Regions from separate parts of the Mus musculus genome. Here region 1 is linked to region 2. The links are chromatin loops, found by intact Hi-C in ENCODE. Cell type or tissue: gastrocnemius. All regions are shown on one strand. Links, peaks and the distances in the headings refer to the core of each region. The heading gives the core; the rest is flanking DNA.

Region 1 (8,850 bases), core at 851-8,850, 700 kb before region 2:
CAGGGCACCAGCAGTATGCTGTTTTCACAAATTTTCCTCTCCGGAGCAGATTTAGCAATCCAGCCAAGGCCTCGGATCCGATGGGGCGTTTGCAACTCCTAGACATTCCCTTTGTCTTGTGGGTCCTATCCAGAGCTCCTGACCCGTTCCCCATTCAGAGCTCCCCGTGAGACCGTCCCCCACCCCCCTCCTTAAGCCCCTCGGTAACCCCGCATGCTCACCTCCCTGCTCGATACCCGGACCCGAAGATCAACACCCTCTCCTAGCCCACCGCAGCCGATTTGAAACTCCGCGCGGCCCCGCCCCGCCCCGGCGCTTGCAGCCCATTGGCCCTATCAGCCATCCACCACCGCCGCCCCGGATTTCGATTGGTCTTTTTCTCTCGTGACTGTAAATCCTGCTTTGGGATTGGCCTGGCCACGCCCATACATCGTTCGTAGACCCCCCACCTGGCTCGCCGCAGAGGGGTCCAGGTCGCCACCGGATCACTGTTACCGACCAGCCCGCCTCCCTACATCCCGGCTGCTTGGTCCCAGGCGACCGCGCCTAGTCCATCGTTCTCCCAAGCTCTCTTCTTCAAGCATGCAGGTCAGGGTGCAGGATGCTGCGGGGGTTCAGGTCACCGCCACCCAGGGCACGCGCCCCTTTCAGTCCTTCACCCCGCCTAACTTCTCTCCCACGATAAGTAGTTTTGTCAAAGCGATAGGCTGGGACTGCCGAGCTTTGCGATCCCTGGGAAGTTTTGTTTCAAATTCCCCGCGTAATTCTCTTCCTTCCTGCGAGATGGCCCTGCCCCTGTCTGTTCCTCAAACAAACACCCTGCTGGCGGCGCCCAAGAAAGCACATCTCAGAGGAGGGGACAGACTGTAGATCACCCTCTCCACAGTTAGGTCAGTTCCTCTGCCGGGTCTTGCTCTACGCATCTTTCAATCTTTCTTTCCTGTAGTCTGCCAGCAAGCTAAAAAAACAAAACAAGAAACAAAGACGACGACGACAAACAACAGCAACCCAGGCTGGGTCACTTTCTCCCATGCTTTCATTTTTATGGTTTTGACTTTTTTTAAAAAAAATATTTTTATTTTTAATTATATGTCTCTGTGCATGTAAATGCCTGTGGGGTGGCGTGGTGGCGACACAGAAGAGGAAGTCAGACCCTCTGGAGCTGGAGTTAGAGGTGGTTGGTTCTAACTGGCCACACTCAGCCTCCCCAAGATTGAAATCAAGGGGCCTGGCGTGCCACCACAATGGGGCCTTCTTATCGGTCCTCAAAAAAGAATTTCTCTTCTCCCTCCTCTCTCCTTTCCTCAGCCTGGAGTGAGACTCCTAGAGACTCTTCAGGCCTCTTCCTGGTGTCAGGATTGTCTGACCCTCTCCTGACCTCAGTGTTTACCTCCCAACCCCCTATAATAATAATGGTTGATTTGTGTGTAGCACTTGCAAACACTCCCTTTCTATCAGCAAGCCCAGTTTATCCCCAGTGCTCTGCAGCTCTGTGAGGTAGCTGGGGTGTGGAGAGACTGGCCGTACACTTCACTCACTAACTGTAGCAGGGTGAAGGACCCAAAGGCCATGCATGCAGGGACGTTGTCTGTGTGACCAGGGTTGACCCCCTCACTGTTGCTCCTCAGACCCCACCCTTTTCCAGCTGGGGTCTCTCCCTTGACTCCTGAAGCCAGCACTCTTCTGGGTCCTGTCACCTCCTGCTGGCTGCATAAAGCCAACAGAGCCAAGACACTGGTTCCCTGCTCCCCCAAAGTCTCTCTAATCTCACCAAGGGGAACTTGTGACTTATTAAACTCTGTGCTTTCTTCCTTCTTACACCCATGGGTCTCAAGTTCAGCATGTGTAGAGAGACAAGTATTTCCAGACCAAATCTCCAATAATCAATCAGAGAACTGTACCGTTATCTAAACGTGAGACCTTGACAATGAGCTGGCTAGGCAGAGGATATGTTTGTAGGCATTTATCTTTGTGACTGTGTGTTTGTGTTTTGTTTTTTGCACAGGACATATCATGTTTAAGACCACTCTTTGAAAGAAACCACACACACATACACACACACACACACACACACACACACACACACACACACACACACAAACACTCCCCTCTCTCTCTCTCTGTCTCTCTCTCTGTCTCTCTCTCTCTGTCTCTGTCTCTCTCTCTGTCTGTCTCTCTCTGTCTCTGTCTGTCTCTCTCTGTCTCTGTCTTTCTCTCTCTGTCTGTCTCTCTCTGTCTCTCTGTCTCTCTCTGTCTCTCTCTCACACACACACACAACCCCAAACAAATCTCCCTGAACTACTGTGACTGTTTGATGTGCTCAGAGAAACTCTATTGCTGTCACCTTGGGTGACAGTGGATATAGGCTGAGGTTCGAGAGCCTATGAGCTCTCTTTTGCTTGATGATTTTGTCCCCCAGCCCCTCTCTCCTCCATGGGATTGTTTACCAGGAATCAGAAATGCGTGCTTCTCAACCTGCTTGTGTTAGGCCACTTGTGTTTGTGATCACAATCAGGAGATACTTGCAGTGAATCAGAGGGAGGAGGAGAGTGCTTTCTATGAAGACGGAATTCAAAGTGTGGGTATGACTCAATGAAGACGAAACACTAGGAAATGATTCTCTCCCTCCCTCTCTCTCTCTCTCTCTCTCTCTCTCTCTCTCTCTCTCTCTCTCTTTGTTTTTTCAGCGCTTTCCCGCACTCAGTTCCCCCAGCACCTGCCACAGCGCCTGGAGTGTCAAGGCATCCATAATAAGGGCTTATAATTTCTGAGCCCTTAACCACTCGTCAGACACTCAGCTAAGAGCATCCACATTCTTGCTCCTCCGTTCTCACTGTAGGTCTAGGGAGTCGGATCTATTTTTAACCTCATTACTGATGACGACACTGGAGATTCAGACAGGCGGAGATCCTGGGTCTCTGACTCTGAGCCCCGTGTTCCTCTCTTTGGGTCACACATCCTTGCTAAGCATCTAGAGCGTGTGTGCATGCATGGCATGTCTGTAGAGAGACTTCTGAATGCTTGCAGCCCTCTACCCTTTTGCCACTTGGAGCTGTAACTGGCGGACCAGGTTAATGAAGGGAAGTCTCCATGGCAACGAAAGAAGGCAGAAGAAGTATTTTCTTCTGAATGGGAAGCTGCTCCCTTCAGCCATGCATAGAGAGTGGCTGGAGGGGGGCTCCACGCAGGTGTAGCTCTTTGATGGGGGCCAGGTGCAGGGTCTCCTCAGATGGAGGACAATAAAGCAAGAAACCCAAGTGAGGCTCAGCTCTGCCTTTTCCTCTGCGGAGGAGGAAGGGATAGAAGAGGGGTGTCCCAGCAGCCCCCTCTCCCCTGGCTTCTGCTTCTGCCTCAAAGCTTTCACTAGTTCCCCTCATCCACACCCAGCAGTTACTATGTGCAGAGTGCCATGGGTTCGAAGAGCCAGGGACTATGGGAAGTACACGGGGCACTGGGACTTTAGCTGGGTTGGAGGTTGGTTTTCCCAAATATGTGGCATTCTACCTGAGGCACTGGGTGCGGGGTGATGTCAGGAACATTGCCACATTCCAGGACTGACTAGAGTAAGGCTAAGAGAAACAGCATACGTAGGGTGGAGACCAGGACCAGAGACTTGAAGGTTAGGACAGGAGCTTAGAACAGATCTGAAGAGAGTGGGAAGTCATCTGGATTTGAAGAGAGGAACAGGTGACTGGAAATGTTTTCCAATGAGGCCTTGGAAACCTTTGAAGCTATGGTCTAAATAGACAGTGGACCAGTGTCCCCCACCCCCACCCCACCCCCCTTAGCAGTGAAGCCTGACCTCTGGAATCCCTTTGCTGTGTGCTATGACTCCCTGCAAAGTAAGATATGGAAACAGTAACCAAGGGTGAAGCATCCAGATGGGGCATGAAAGTCCTTTTCTGCCATTGTGCATCTAATCAGGAGAGAGAAATGTTCCAAAGAGAAACTGCATTATAAGGAGTCATTATACAGCAACTCACAGAGCACGCATCAGGTCGGGAGAATACAGCAGGGATCTCAGAGTCAGTACCTGACCCTGGTGTATGTGGCATGGCAGGCACTGTTTTCCCTGATGGTCCATTCTTCCTCAGTAACATGCTCCTTTAAGCTACTGTGTGGCTGGGGAGAGATGGAAGAGGAAAAAAGTGTCTACACCTCTCTAAGGCTGGGATGGAAACAGACCCGAGTGGGGCTGCTGGCACTCAGGGAGAGCTTTCTACAAAGCCAGGTTGCATCCTGTTTCTGACTGGTTAGCCTAGGTTTGTGGCCCTTTAAGGCAAGGACTTCTCATGGAAATCAAGACTTTTGAGGGTGCTGGATATCCCCAGGATTCTGGCCTTCCTGGAGAAGGGAAACGCCCAAGGCCATGAAGCCATTAATGTAGGAAGCTCTGGTTGGCTATTAGCCAGCTATAATGTCCCCTCATGGCAAGGTCTGTTACCTCTCTGTCAATGCCCAAAAGGGACTGTGGTGGTGGTGGTGTGATCAGAATCCTTCATTTATCTTAAGGCTCTGGGAAAGAAGCATGAAAATTTAAGCTGGCCACAAGGTGGCGCCAAACACCAAGCCGACACATTACGTTTTCTCCTCTAGTTCCCCAAGGGGGTTCAGTGGGCTCCACATAAGCTCTGCTTGTTTCTCTGAACCCAGGACAAAGGCCTTCTAAAGGACTGGGGAGAGCCCGACTCCTCAGCCAGATCTTAGAGTGGAGACAGAAGCTTGACACTAGGAATTTATCAATTTCCCCCAGAACTGGGGTAACTCTCTTAGTCACCCCAAAGTTAGAAACCTTCTCCCAGACCCCAGGAGGAGAGGAGCAGGGGAAAGTGGAGATGTTAAGGGTCAGAGACTGGGACAATGTCCGCACTACAGGTACAGGAAGGCAATGGTGGCTTTGGGCCTCCCTCCTTTTCCCCTCGGATGGCCCCAGCTGTCTACTGCTGCCTGCTTTCTTCTCTCCTTCCCCACAGAAACATCTGTGGACCTTTTTTTTTGAGGTGGCACAAAGGAAAACCTTGATGTAGTCACTATGGGTGTCAGACCGGGGATCTGCATCTGCTGAGAGATCCTGAGGAATGTGGACGGTGGGGTCTGTAGTGCCTAGACTACCTTCCTTCTGCCTTTCTTCCTTCTTCCCTCCCTGTCGGGGAATCCCCTGGGTGATGTCAGCTGCTGTCCTCCCCTCTGGTGGGATTATCTAGGCTTGCACAGGCCTCTTCCCAGGTATCAGCCAGATTGTTCCCTGCTTTGGTAGGATTATCTAGGCCTGAACAAACCTCTCCCCTACCTGCAGCATGGACGTCTCTCTACTCCTCAATGTGGAGGGTGTCAAGAAGACCATTCTGCATGGGGGGACGGGAGAGCTCCCCAGCTTCATCACTGGCTCTCGAGTGAGTATCTACGCCCAGATAGGACCCCGTGGTTCTTTTCTCTGTTTCAGTTGGGCCCAGGGCATTGCAGGTATCCCTTCCTACTGCAGCCAGGCAGGACCTTGCTGGACTTGCCTTTCCATTACCCAGGCTCCCTTGCTTTGGAGTTTATAGACAGGTCTTTTTGGTAGTTTTCAGGGTAGCTTTAGCTAAGAGGAGAGGTTAAGGAAAATTTCCAGAGCTCCAAATGTCAAGTTAGTAGGAAGGAACCTCAGGAGATATGGCGTTTGTCCTCTTGTGTTTGATGGGTCTCTCAGGGGTGGAGGAACACACTCCTGGACATTGGAGCTTATTGGAGAAGGAATTCCTGGCGCTTGGCTGTGAGAGATAGGCATAGGGTTTGCTGGAAAGGAATGGGTTTCTTGTAGGGACTTGTAGGTATTTCTTGAGGGGAGCTGAGGCATCTTATCTTGTGAGATGTGGGTGAACTGACCCCCAAGAACAGCCTCAGTAGCCTGCAGTGGTTGGGTGACACGGCTGCTGGAACTGGGGGAGATATGTCTACACCAAAGCCCTCTGTTCTGGGGACCAGGTGACCTTTCATTTCCGCACAATGAAGTGTGATGACGAGCGCACGGTGATCGATGACAGCAAGCAGGTGGGCCAGCCCATGAGCATCATCATCGGCAACATGTTCAAGCTGGAGGTGTGGGAGACGCTGCTGACCTCCATGCGGCTGGGCGAGGTGGCTGAGTTCTGGTGCGACACCATTGTAAGTAGTCTCGTGGCTCCCTCTGCACTCTGTTCCCTCACGCGCTTCCCAGAGCTGTCAGGGTTCAGGAAAGTTAGGGTAAAACAAGACACTGCAGGTGAAGACACCTCCATCCCTATTCTCTGCCATTACAAACATGGCACCCAGCCCTTCAGATAAAGCAGGCCTTAAAGTGACGTGGAGTATGTGGTTGGCGCAGGGGCTGTGGGAACATGTGGCCTCACATGGTAGGAGAGGGCCCCCCTTTCCTTTTTGCTCAGCATCGTAGATCCTGGAGACTCAAGCCACCGAGCACATCCTTCCCCTCCCCCATTCCTCCCAACTCTATGACTCAATTCATATTTATATCACATATGAAACATCTTTACAACTTCTTGTTTTGTGCTTGGGAGGGATAGGTATTTCTTAGAGAAACTGTCAAATATGCAAAAGTCAAGGAAAAAAACAAGTTGTGAGTTCCTGCCACCTATCAATGCATAATCCCCCCCCCTTGTATCCACCTCTGTCCAGGGAACTTTCTTCAGTATCCCACGTGGTATGGGCACATTTCAGACATCGTGCCAGCTCATGTAGACACACTAGAATTTGAAACTCTAAAAATACAAGACATACACACACACACACACACACACACACACACACACACACCACAGCATCATTGTTACATCTTCAGAAGACCCAAACAATCCCTTCATGTTCTCTAATTGCCTGTCACAGTTAGGATTCTCTGACCATATAATTTATTCCATTTTAAAAGTTTTTATTTTTAAGTACGGGTATACATGTGTGTATCTATGAGCATCCGTTTACAGGAGTGCAGGTACCCAAAGAGTGCGGTAAGAGGGGGTTGGGTCCACTGGAGCTGGAGTTGCAGGCGGCCGTGAGCAGCGTGGCATAGGTTCCCGGAAGTGAACTCTACTGCTCTGAAAGAACAACAAATGCTCTTAACGGCTGATCCATCCCTCCAGCTCTCTCATTTGTTCTTTATAAACAAGTGACATTTCTGTGTTCAGGCAGGACCCAAATAGGGTCAATGGGTTAGGCTTTGGCAGTGTAGCCCTGTGTCTCCTTTCTCTCTGGGGTCTCCTGCCTCTTCTGGGTCATGTTGGGCACTGAGTTAGCAGTCCTGGAGAGATGCACACACATTTGGATTCAGCTGGTTGCTTCAGAATGTAATTGTCTGACATATTCCTTTATTTCCTCTATTTTTGAAAAATGGGCTTTTAGCCTCAAGGGCTTGAAAAGATTCTAGCTTTCTTTCCTCTCTCCTTCTCACTGTCCCCCCGCCCCCGTCTTTTCCCCCTCCCCCCGTTATTTTTGGGCCAAGTTTCATGTAACCCAGGCTGGCCTCAGACTTCTGGTGTAGCTGAGGATGACCTTGAAGTTCTGACCCTCCTGCCCAGTTTCAAGGGTTACAGGTACGCACCGCTACCCTTGGTTTATTTAGAGAGCAAACCCAGGGACCTGCGCATGCTGGGCCAGTGCTCGACCAATGGAGTCCCACCCCCAGCCTCTGTTTAAAGTCACAGATAGCTCTGTTAACTTCTCACAGAGGGCCCCACTGTGCCTGCCTATCTCAAGATTGAGATTGATGGGTGAGTTCAGGTGTTGACAAGCTGAGCTGTCTATCACAAAGCTCCCCCTGGATTTTCACAGTGGATGGTAGATAGATACTCTTTATTTCATGGGGAGCTAATGACCTTTTTGAAAGAGCAGTGTGTAGAGAGAGAGACTGCATTTGAGATGTGTTCTATTAGTGTGGAGTGACCTGGGAGGTCCTTTCTCCTCTTGCCACACTCTCTCCTTATCTGTAAGTGAATGAAGACATACCCGGGGCTATTTTGGGAACCACAGAATATGATATAAATGAGCAGAGGTCACAGTATTTATAAGGTGATTAAATAGTAGAAGTTATTATTTTGAGCTAGAATGCTGAAGAGCCACACTTTCATTTTATTGAGGAGCCTTGCTGTGGGTAAGATTCTGAGAGAGGAAGTAACCTGCTGTGGTTCAAACAAGTTGAGGGGCAGGATCGAAATGGGGTCCTTAGCCTTCCTGTTGGATACATGCATCTTTCAATAAGGCCAGACTGCAGTGCCAACCAATAGGAGTGCAGTGTAACACATTACACCTGGGTGTTCCTCAGTACACCAGAGCCCAGCGTCTTTTCTTTGCAACAGTATCTGTGTCATAATTTTTATCCCAATGTCCTTTAAATTGAAAAAAAAAGTGTGTGTCTGTCAGTTCAGGACTTCATCCAGTTGGCTTATTCTGTGATAGGTTAGTTTAGAATTGTTTCTCAGAGGCACCTGACCTTGTGAGACCCCTGTGTACCGACTTCAGGCTTTCTGTTCTACAGGGCCTTGTCACCAGCAAGAATAGCCAACCCCCAATTATGCTCCCCGGGGTGCATATTTGATAATGTGGTAGGCTGCAAGAACAGAATGCTGTCAATAGGATCTTGACTAGTTGACAGACTTGCTGTTTGCAAAGTCCTGAGCTGCTGCTCCCTCCAGGAGTTGTCCTGTGACTCTGTGGTCTTTTGGCTTCTTCAGCAGTTACGTGATGTACCTCTCATAGTGGGCAAGCTTTAGACATAGTGACTGTTGGTTTTCCCAATGCTCATGGCTTTCACGAATGTGCACTTGAGTCACTTGTCCACATATACAGCCATACTTTATCTATACATCCATCCACCCCACCCTC
Region 2 (9,011 bases), core at 377-8,376:
TATCAGTGAGTACATATTGTGTGAGTTCCTTTGTGAATGTGTTACCTCACTCAGGATGATGCCCTCCAGGTCCATCCATTTGGCTAGGAATTTCATAAATTCATTCTTTTTAATAGCTGAGTAGTACTCCATTGTGTAAATGTACCACATTTTCTGTATCCATTCCTCTGTTGAGGGGCATCTGGGTTCTTTCCAGCTTCTGGCTATTATAAATAAGGCTGCTATGAACATAGTGGAGCATGTGTCCTTCTTACTGGTTGGGACATCTTCTGGATATATGCCCAGGAGAGGTATTGCTGGATCCTCCGGTAGTACTATGTGCAATTTTCTGAGGAACCGCCAGACTGATTTCCAGAGTATAACCCAATTTTAAAACAGAGAATAAAACTAAACAAAGAGTTCCCAAAAGATGAAGTATAAATTTCTGAGAAACATTTTTTAAAATGTTCAACATCTTTAGCCATCAGAGAAATGCAAACTACTTTATCAGAGAAATTAAAACTACTTCCCCAAGATAGAATGGCCAAAATCAAAAGACCAAATGACAGCATATCCTGGTGTGAATGTGGGGGAAGGGGGGAACTCATTCACCACTGGTGTGAGTGCACACTGGTGTAGCAACTTTGGAAATCAATGTTGAGTGTTTGCTTATTTGTTTGTTTGTTTCAAGCTAACGATAGATCTGCCCTATAATCCAGCTATACCACTCTTGGGCATTCCAAAGACTACTATATCCTACTCTAGAGGTTCCAGAAATACCTACTCATCTATGCTTATTGCTGTTCTATTTATAATAGCTAAGAAATGGAAACAGCTTAGAGATGTCTATCTTAGAATTTCTGTTGCAGTGATAAAAACACCATTATCAGCTCTCAGCCAAGGTCAAGAGCTGGCTCCTTTCCAAATACAGGCAACCAGAAAAAAAAAAACTGAGTTCCACTGCTATATTGAGATATTCATGGCCCTCTCCATTGATCCTGTCTTCCAGAATGATTTAAAAAAATGGGAGTATCCTATACACAATCACAAACTCAGCTCAGTTCCTTAAATTTGGTACAGAAATATGGACAGAAAAACCTCTCCAATTTCATCAAGTATGTGGCTGGCCAAGATATAGTCCCCATGGACCCGTTCAAGGCTAGTAACTTATTCAAGAATAGGAACATGATACAGGTAGCAATTCAAAGGAATTCAGTATAGCAGGGAGATTTGGATCGTCTGCAGAGATAAGCAATATCAAAATATCAATGTCACAACTATGAAGGTCTGCTAGTCTGTCATCACACTACAAGTGAGCACCAACAAATGTGCCAGGAAGCCTGGTATGACAGCTTTGATATCAGGCAACATTTCTGGGACCCTAAGAACCACATCCTGCCACTCACATAACACTACATCATCAGCCTCCAGATGGGCATCAACAAGTTACCAGCCAGGAAGGCAACCTCCTCTCTAAAAACTAGCCTTTATGGTACCAGAAGATACCATGCCATGCAAGCTTCTAAGGGAAGAAAGCAACCAAGAATCCTACCCAACTATAATGCCTATGAACCTTAGCAATGACCAGAATGGCATGATAACCCTAAGGATGTAGTAGTGGCACAAACACCTTAGTGGTAACCAAGAGCTCAATAACAAAGACTGGCTCAACAAAGGATTTATTCCTAGTCCTGGAAACGCCCATGCTGCCAACAGCCAGAGCTAATGGAAACCATGGATTTTGGAAGAGAATGTCCAACTGCCACTTTACAAAACCAGCATAATCCCTAACTACATTTTAAATATTTGTCCTTATAAGTATAGTCCCCACTCCTCATCAAGAAAATTCTTTGCAGCAAATGAGGACCATTATAGAAAAACCACAATAAATCAAAATACAGAGTTGTGGAACACAGTCCCAACTGATAACATCCACAACACAACATTTTCAGAAATGAAACACAATTATTTGTGTCAACCCTAGCTGAAAACAAAACAAACAAAATTTTGCAAACCAGAGGTTGTGGAGGATTTCATAGTGGTAGCTATCTAAGCTGTGAAAGCCTGGGAATGGCTCACAGATCCACTTTTATAGCATGCACAAGTCCTAAGGAGCCATGCCCAGAAACAAAGAAGAGAAACCAGAACACTAACTTTTGACAAAGGCCACAGACACATTGTTTTAAAAGCAGTTCTGCAAAAACAGTTGCTCAGCAACTATCCAGTCAACTCTTTACAGACACAATCCCTGTTACTACTTATGGTGGCCAGTACTACTGTTTTTAAATATGTGATATAAGCCTTCTCCAGCTTCCTCTAAAATTCTTCTTGCCTCACTCCTCCATGGTTTACTATGGCACATGCCTTCCTTCTGTCCCCCGATCTTTCCAGATAAATATTCTGTTTGGAACATATTTCTGGTTTTTAATTTAGACTGGCACTGCCTAAATTCACAGAGATTAAAACCATAAGACACCGTGAGTCCCAATATCTTCCTTCGCTTTACACTAAAGAGGAGCCTAGAACAAAGAGAAAGGAAGGCATGGGGAAGGTGGGTGGGAGGTTTGTTAAAAACAAACAAAACCCTTCCAATTTACATAGTTCAGTGAGTTCACTGTTTCGCCTAAGCCTGAAAATATACCAGTATCAGGAAATGAAGTGTCAAATTGTTGGGATTGTGTTGTTGTACTTCTGTTGCTAACCACACATGGAAATGGTTTCCCACATCACCCATCCTGCAAGGAGGTTGATTTGGGCTTTATGTTAGGAAGTATACAGACATGGGAAGAACTTGTTCACTCTCTGAGGGGTGGAGGCCAGAAAGACCATGTCTCCTAGAGGTGGAGGTGGCTGGAAAATCTTAGCCCTGAGGAATGATCCCACTGGTGACAGCTAGGGATTAGTCCAGCTTCAGAGATGGCCTCCAAGAGCAGGGGCAGCTGAGAACACAGGAAACTGCAGCCAGTATGAGTGACTTTCTCCTGTATCTACCGTCCTTTCTGCCTAATCCTTCAAGAGAATCCTGTTCCATCATATCTCATATTCTGGTCTCAGCTATGCTCCTGGAAACAACATTTTAGGGGTGCTCAGGTGAAGAACAGCAATGTTACAATTGGTGGCTTAGAAATGGACAACAGCTCTAGGAATCTTGGGAAAATAAAGATGGGCATAGTGTCCAACAAGACAGGCTGTCCAAGTAGCCAGTGGGAAGACTTAGAACTGACTCCAGACTCCCCACTGGACAATTTATGAACATTCTTAGAAATAACTGAGAGGAAGGGACATATGAAAAGGCTGGTGCTATAAGTTGCCAGGGTAGGGATTCAAGTCATTATAATTTGAATAGAGAAAGCAAGCATCCTTTCTTATATGTGGATTATCCATTAATTTCCGGTTGAAACAAGCAAGAAACAAGAAATCATTTTTAAAAATGTACTTCTAAAAGGCTCTTCTGAGAGAGAGAGAGAGAGAGAGAGAGAGAGAGAGAGAGAGAGAGAGAGAGAGAAAGCAGAGATTCAAGGCAACAGAAGTGGGTGACTTTCAAACTTCTGGTCTCAGAAGAGAGACAGCCAAAGGGGCTTTAGAGTATAAGAATTCAATAAACAGAAAGTACTTGAGTGTCATCTAGTGGCCGTATTTGATATCTGCTTAGAAGGATAAAAAAAATTGTAAAAGAAAGAAAACTCTCTCCAGATCTGAAAGCATCTCTGTGTTGATGTTGTGTGCACTGTCTCAGGCACAGAGATGGAGATGAGCCAGAGGAACACATGACATGACCAACAAACAGGCTAGGTCTTACATTCCAAGAGCTTCCATGATATTTTAAGGTAGAAGTCATGCAGAAAAAAATAAAATGAGGTAAAGTTCTAGAAGTGTTGTTTCATAAGAGGGATGTACCAAGCAAGCCTTTGACTACTCTTTATTTCTAAAGAGTGTCAAAGCCAGTGCATGGTCTCTGAATTGAGCATGGTCTCTTGGTGTGTTCAAGGATTAAGGTGACCAAGAGGATCAAGGCACAGGGAGGAAAGTGAGGTAGAGTGTATTGCCAAAGAGCTAGTGGAGGTGGGGTGGGGGTAGATCATGTCCCATGGCTGGTGAGCCTCTATGGTGATTTCAATAATCTGTAGACAGATGGTTTAGACTAGGGTGAGATGAACTGACTATAAGATTAAGTGAAGACTGTGTGCATCAGCAGGGAGAGTTATAGAGCTAGACCACTGATTTCTTTGAGCACAGTGAGAAGGATCATGTTCCAAGTCTATTTAAAAGACTGTGTGGTCAAACAGGGAAGTGGCTCAGCAGGTGAGAGCATTTGCAGCACATGCCTAATGACCTGAATTCAATCTCTAGAACCCACATTAAAAGCTGGGGAGTGCAGCATGCATTTTTAATACTCCCAGTACTCCTATGGTGAGACGGAAAGTGGAGACTCCAGTAAGGTAGAATGTGAGAAATAGCTATTGAATGTTGTCCTCTAACCTCCACAGGCACAGTGGCATCCATACATCCACTGACTCAACCAACCAACCAATCAGCCAACTAGCTGTCCAACCACCCAACCAACCAGCCAACTAGCCATTCAACCAGCCAACCAACCAGCCAACTAGCCATTCAACCAGCCAACCAACCATCTGACCAGCCAGCCAACCATCCAGCCAACCATCCAACCAGCCAGCCAGCCAGCCAGCCAGCCAGCCAGCCAGCCAGCCAGCCAGCCAGCCAACCAGCCAACCAATGAATTTAAAAGTTAAGAAGTATAGTGGGGTTGTGTGATAAATGCTTCCCAGACAAGCACAAGGACCTGAGTTCCATTCCTAGCACCCAAATAAAAAGCACGAGGAATCTAGAGACAGGAGGATCCTTTGAGTTCACTGGCCAGCCAACTTAGCTTAATCACTAAGTCCACTAAAGGAGTCCCACATGAAGACCCAGCTATGCAACTGTTACATATATGCAGAGGGCCTAGCTCTATCCCATGCATGATCTCTGGTTGATGGTTTGGTTTCTATGAGCCACTATGGGCTCAAATTAGTTGATTTTATAAGTTTTCTTGTTTGTCCTTGACCCTTATAGCTCCCTCAATCTTTCCTCCCTCTTTTTCACAGAATTACCCAAGCTTAATGTTTGGCTATAGGGCTCTGCATCTGTTCCCATCAGTTGCTGGGTGAAATCTCTCAGATGACAGTTAAAATCATTAATAGTGTCAGGGGTGGTATCTCTTTCATGGTACAGGTCTCAAGTTGGGCCAGTCATTTGTTGGCCTACCCCTCAAATTCTGCTTCATCTTTTACACCTGCACATTTGTAGGCAGGACAAATTGTGGATCTAAGGATTTGTGGCTGGGTTTGGTGTCCCAGTCTCTCCACTGAAAGTCTTGCCTGGTTACAAGAGATGGCATGTTCAGGCTTCAAACCCTTATTGTTAAGAGTCTTAGCTAGGGTCATCCTCATAGATTCCTGGGAGTTTCCATTATCTGAGGTTTCTAGCTCATCCTAAACAAGCCCCCCCCCAATTCCAGTTGTCTCTCCCACTACCCTCTCTCTCCACCTCCTTCTCACCTCATCTCTCCTGTTCCCCTCCCCAACTCCTCCTGCAGCCAGTTCCCTCCCTCCATCTACCCCCAGTGTCTAGTCTAATCTATTTCCCCTTCACCATGAGACTCAAGTGAGTCAGGTGGTCCTTTCTTGTTAATCAGCTTCTTGGGTCTGTGGTTTGTACAAAACTTATCCTTTACTTTACAGCTAATAGCTACTTATAAGTGAATACATACCATGTTTGTTTTTCTAGGTCTGGGTTACCTTACTCAGGACTATCTTTTTCTAGTTCCACCTATTTGCCTGCCTATTTCATGATGTCCTTGGTTTTAATAGCTGAGTAGTAGTCCATTGTGTAAATGTACCACATTTTCTTTATCCATTCATTGGTTGAGGGACATGAAGGCTGTTTCCAGTTTCTGGGTATTATGAAGAAAGCTGCTGTGAACATAGTTGAGCAAGTGTTCTTGAGGTATGGTAGAGAGTTTTAGGACTATATACCCAGGAGTGGTAAAGCTGGGTCTTGAGGTAGAACTACTTCCAATTTTCTGAAAAAAAAAAGTTAAATTTATTTCCAAAGTGATGGTACACATTTGTATTCCCACCAGCAATAAAGCAGCACCCCCTTGTTACCTCTTGAGTTTTTATCTTACCAATTCTGATGGGTGTAAGATGAGTCGCAGAGTCATTTTGATTTGTATTTTCCTGATGATTAAGGATGTTGAAATTTTCCTTAAGTGCTTCTCAGCCATTAGAAACTCCTCTGTTGAGAATTCAAATCTTTGCCATACTTTTAATTGGGTTATTTTGGTTTGTTGAGGTGTGATTTTTTTTTTTTTTAGTTCTTTATATATCTCGATATTAGCCCTCTTTCAGATAAAGAGTTGGTGAAAATATTTTCCCATTTTGTCCTTTTGATATGTCCTGTGTCTTGCAAAAGCTTTTCAACTTTATGAGGTAACATTTGTTAGTTGTTGATCTTAGTGCCTGAGTTATTAGTGTTCTTCTATTCAGGAAGTTGTCTCCTATGCCAATGCATTCAAGAATATTCCACACTTTCTCTTCTATAAAATCAGGATGACTGTTGCCTCATAAAATGAATTTGGCAGTATTCCTTGTGTTTCTATTTTGTGGCATAATTTTAGGAGTGTAGGCATAAATTTTTTGGCAACCTACTTTTAATAAATGTTCAACCTCTCCTCTTGCCCACCAGAGGTAGTGGAAGAGAAAAATTATTAGGAAACAGGGGAAGTGAACCTGTTCAGCAATAGTTCTTTTGGGGTAGCTTGATCTTCTTATAGCAGTTCAGACCTATAGCAAACACCAAATATGACTTAGCAGCTGCAGACCAGTCCTCTAGGCAGGCAGACACCAGGCACAACCCAGAACTGTAGTTCAATGCCGAAGAAACTGCCAGGCTTGCCAACCAACTGGCTGAGGCAAGGCTGAAGAAGTAGCAAGCTGCTGCAGGAACCTCATGAGAAGTTCTTGGGTTTCTCTCAATGGCAACATTGCCACAAGTTGAGTTCAACAATGCTATGTAAGGCAAACCAATACACGTGTGTTGTTAGCTAAGAATAGCGAGGCAAGCAAACCAAACCAATGCTTGTCTCCCATTGACTGTGGAGTCATACTTATACTTTTTCATCACGGGTCCTATCACATGTTTGCTTTATCAAAACATCCTTTTTCCTGTGTCTACTTTAGAAAAACATTCTTTCATGTGTCTGCTTTAGCAAGACATCCTTCACCTGTGTACCCCAGCCAAAACATCATTTGACATAACTGACTTTCCAAACAAACCAGAAGCTTCCACTTCAAAGGAGTCTTTGGTATTAGCGCTTCTTTGAAAGTCTGATAGAACTCTGCACTAAAACTGTCTTGGGTTTTTTGTTTTTGTTTGTTTGTTTTTTGATTGATTGGTTTTTAGATTTTGTTGTTGTAGTTGTCTTGTTTTGGTTTTGGTTTTGGTTGAGAGTCTTTTAATGTCTGCTTCTGTTCCTCGGGACTTATAGGTCTATTTAGATTGTTTACATGATCTTGGTTTAGTTTCGGTAATTGGTGCCTATCATGGAAAACATCCACTTTGTTTAGATTTTCCAATTTTTTGGAGTACAGGTTCTTGAAGTAAAATCTAATGATTCCTTGAATGTCCTCTGTGTCTGTTATTATGCCCCCTTTGCATTTCTGATTTTGTTAATTTGGGTATTTTTTCTTAGCCTTTTAGTTAGTTTCGCCAAAGGTTTGTCTATCTTATTGATTTTCTCAAAGAACCATCTCCGTGTTTCATTGATTCTTTGTATTGTTCTCTGTTTCTAATTTGTAAACGTGACTTTTATTTGCCAGACATATGTCTTTTCACAGCTTACTGCTGAATAAGCTCATCCCTTACAGTTCTTTCTGAACTCTGGCTATCTCATTCATCTCAGCTGTTCTGGCTCATTCCTCTCCAAGATGACATATTCAAGGCTTCTCTCAACTTCTTACTGAATTGCTTTGCTTGGCAATTCTGACTTTTATAATATGTTTTAATCTCTGGCTCCTCAGTTTCTGGCTCCTTCTATCTTCACCTGTGTTCTATCACCTGCCTTTGTAAAACTATTCTGCTAAAAGTGACACATACCACCTTTCTCTCCCGGTGCCTAAGGTAGTCTCTCTTTCCTGTGCTGTTCTTGTAACAGTAAGGTGTATCTTATCTCTGACTCATTCTGCCAAATCTTTCTCTAGTTCATCACTTTGTCTTCTCCTCAGTTAGATGTCTCTTTCAAACATGACTACTTCCTTTTACAAACCAATTTTACCTTATTCCAGCCAGAGGGATTAAAGGTGTGTACTAAGGGTGAGTCTGTATTCCGGATTACACAAACCTAGGTTTATGGATGTGATCCCTTGTGACAGTAGTCATGTTCATGGACTAAAAACTCTCTATATGATTTTATTGATTTTAGCCCTGAGTTTTATTCTTTCCTGCCATATACTCTTCTTGGGTGTGTTTGATTATTTTTGTTCTAGAGATTTCAGTTGTGCTGTTAAGTCACTAGTATGAAATTGTGGAATATCACTAAATATTTTCTTTTTAAAAAAATATGGTGTACTATCAAAGTAGACCTACGTTCCAGAAAAAGACATCAGATTCCATTATAGATGGTTATACACCACCATGTGATTGCTGGGAGTTGAACTCAGAACCTCTGGAAGAGCATACAGTGCATATAACTGCTGATCCATTTCTCTAGACCCCTTACTACTTTCTTTATGAAAGCTGTTAATATAAAATTTCCTTTTAGTGATTCTTTCATTATTTTCCATGAGTTTAGATATGTTGTGCATTCAAATTAATTTATTTCTTTATTTTTCCTTGACCCACTTTTCATTCACTACAGAATCATTCAGTTTCCATCTTTTTCCAACATCTCATGGCTTGTTGATTCTGTTATTGTTGAAGTACAGCTTTCATCCATCGTGGTCTGAAAAGATACAGGGGGTTATATCAAATTT

The links. A loop is a pair of places that touch in the nucleus more often than their neighbours do. Peaks named below come from ENCODE experiments on the same cell type or tissue, not always from the same donor. Only the 100,000 strongest peaks of a DNase experiment are listed, where the experiment ranks them.
Region 1: a loop joins it to region 2, with 7 times the contacts of the local background. A loop is called at or near these places in 28 of 42 quality-filtered maps.

What each region holds. Positions count from the first base shown.
Region 1 is chr11:72,033,906-72,042,755 of GRCm38, reverse strand. It overlaps Aipl1 (aryl hydrocarbon receptor-interacting protein-like 1), which reads left to right and starts at 5,247. Exons shown (of 6, transcript NM_053245.2): 1 at 5,247-5,393; 2 at 5,965-6,144. The coding sequence starts at 5,298. It overlaps Pimreg (PICALM interacting mitotic regulator), which reads right to left and starts at 254. Exons shown (of 6, transcript NM_144526.3): 1 at 222-254. In gastrocnemius, for the core only: a CTCF peak has its summit at 4,546 (motif pointing right); DNase peaks (open chromatin) are centred at 1,163 and 4,550; H3K4me3 peaks cover 444 bases; H3K27ac peaks cover 584 bases.
Region 2 is chr11:71,332,212-71,341,222 of GRCm38, reverse strand. It overlaps the pseudogene Gm17874. Among named protein-coding and RNA genes, the nearest start is that of Gm23311, 48 kb to the right of the region's middle. In gastrocnemius, for the core only: a CTCF peak has its summit at 3,607 (motif pointing left); no DNase peak of the experiment used is centred there.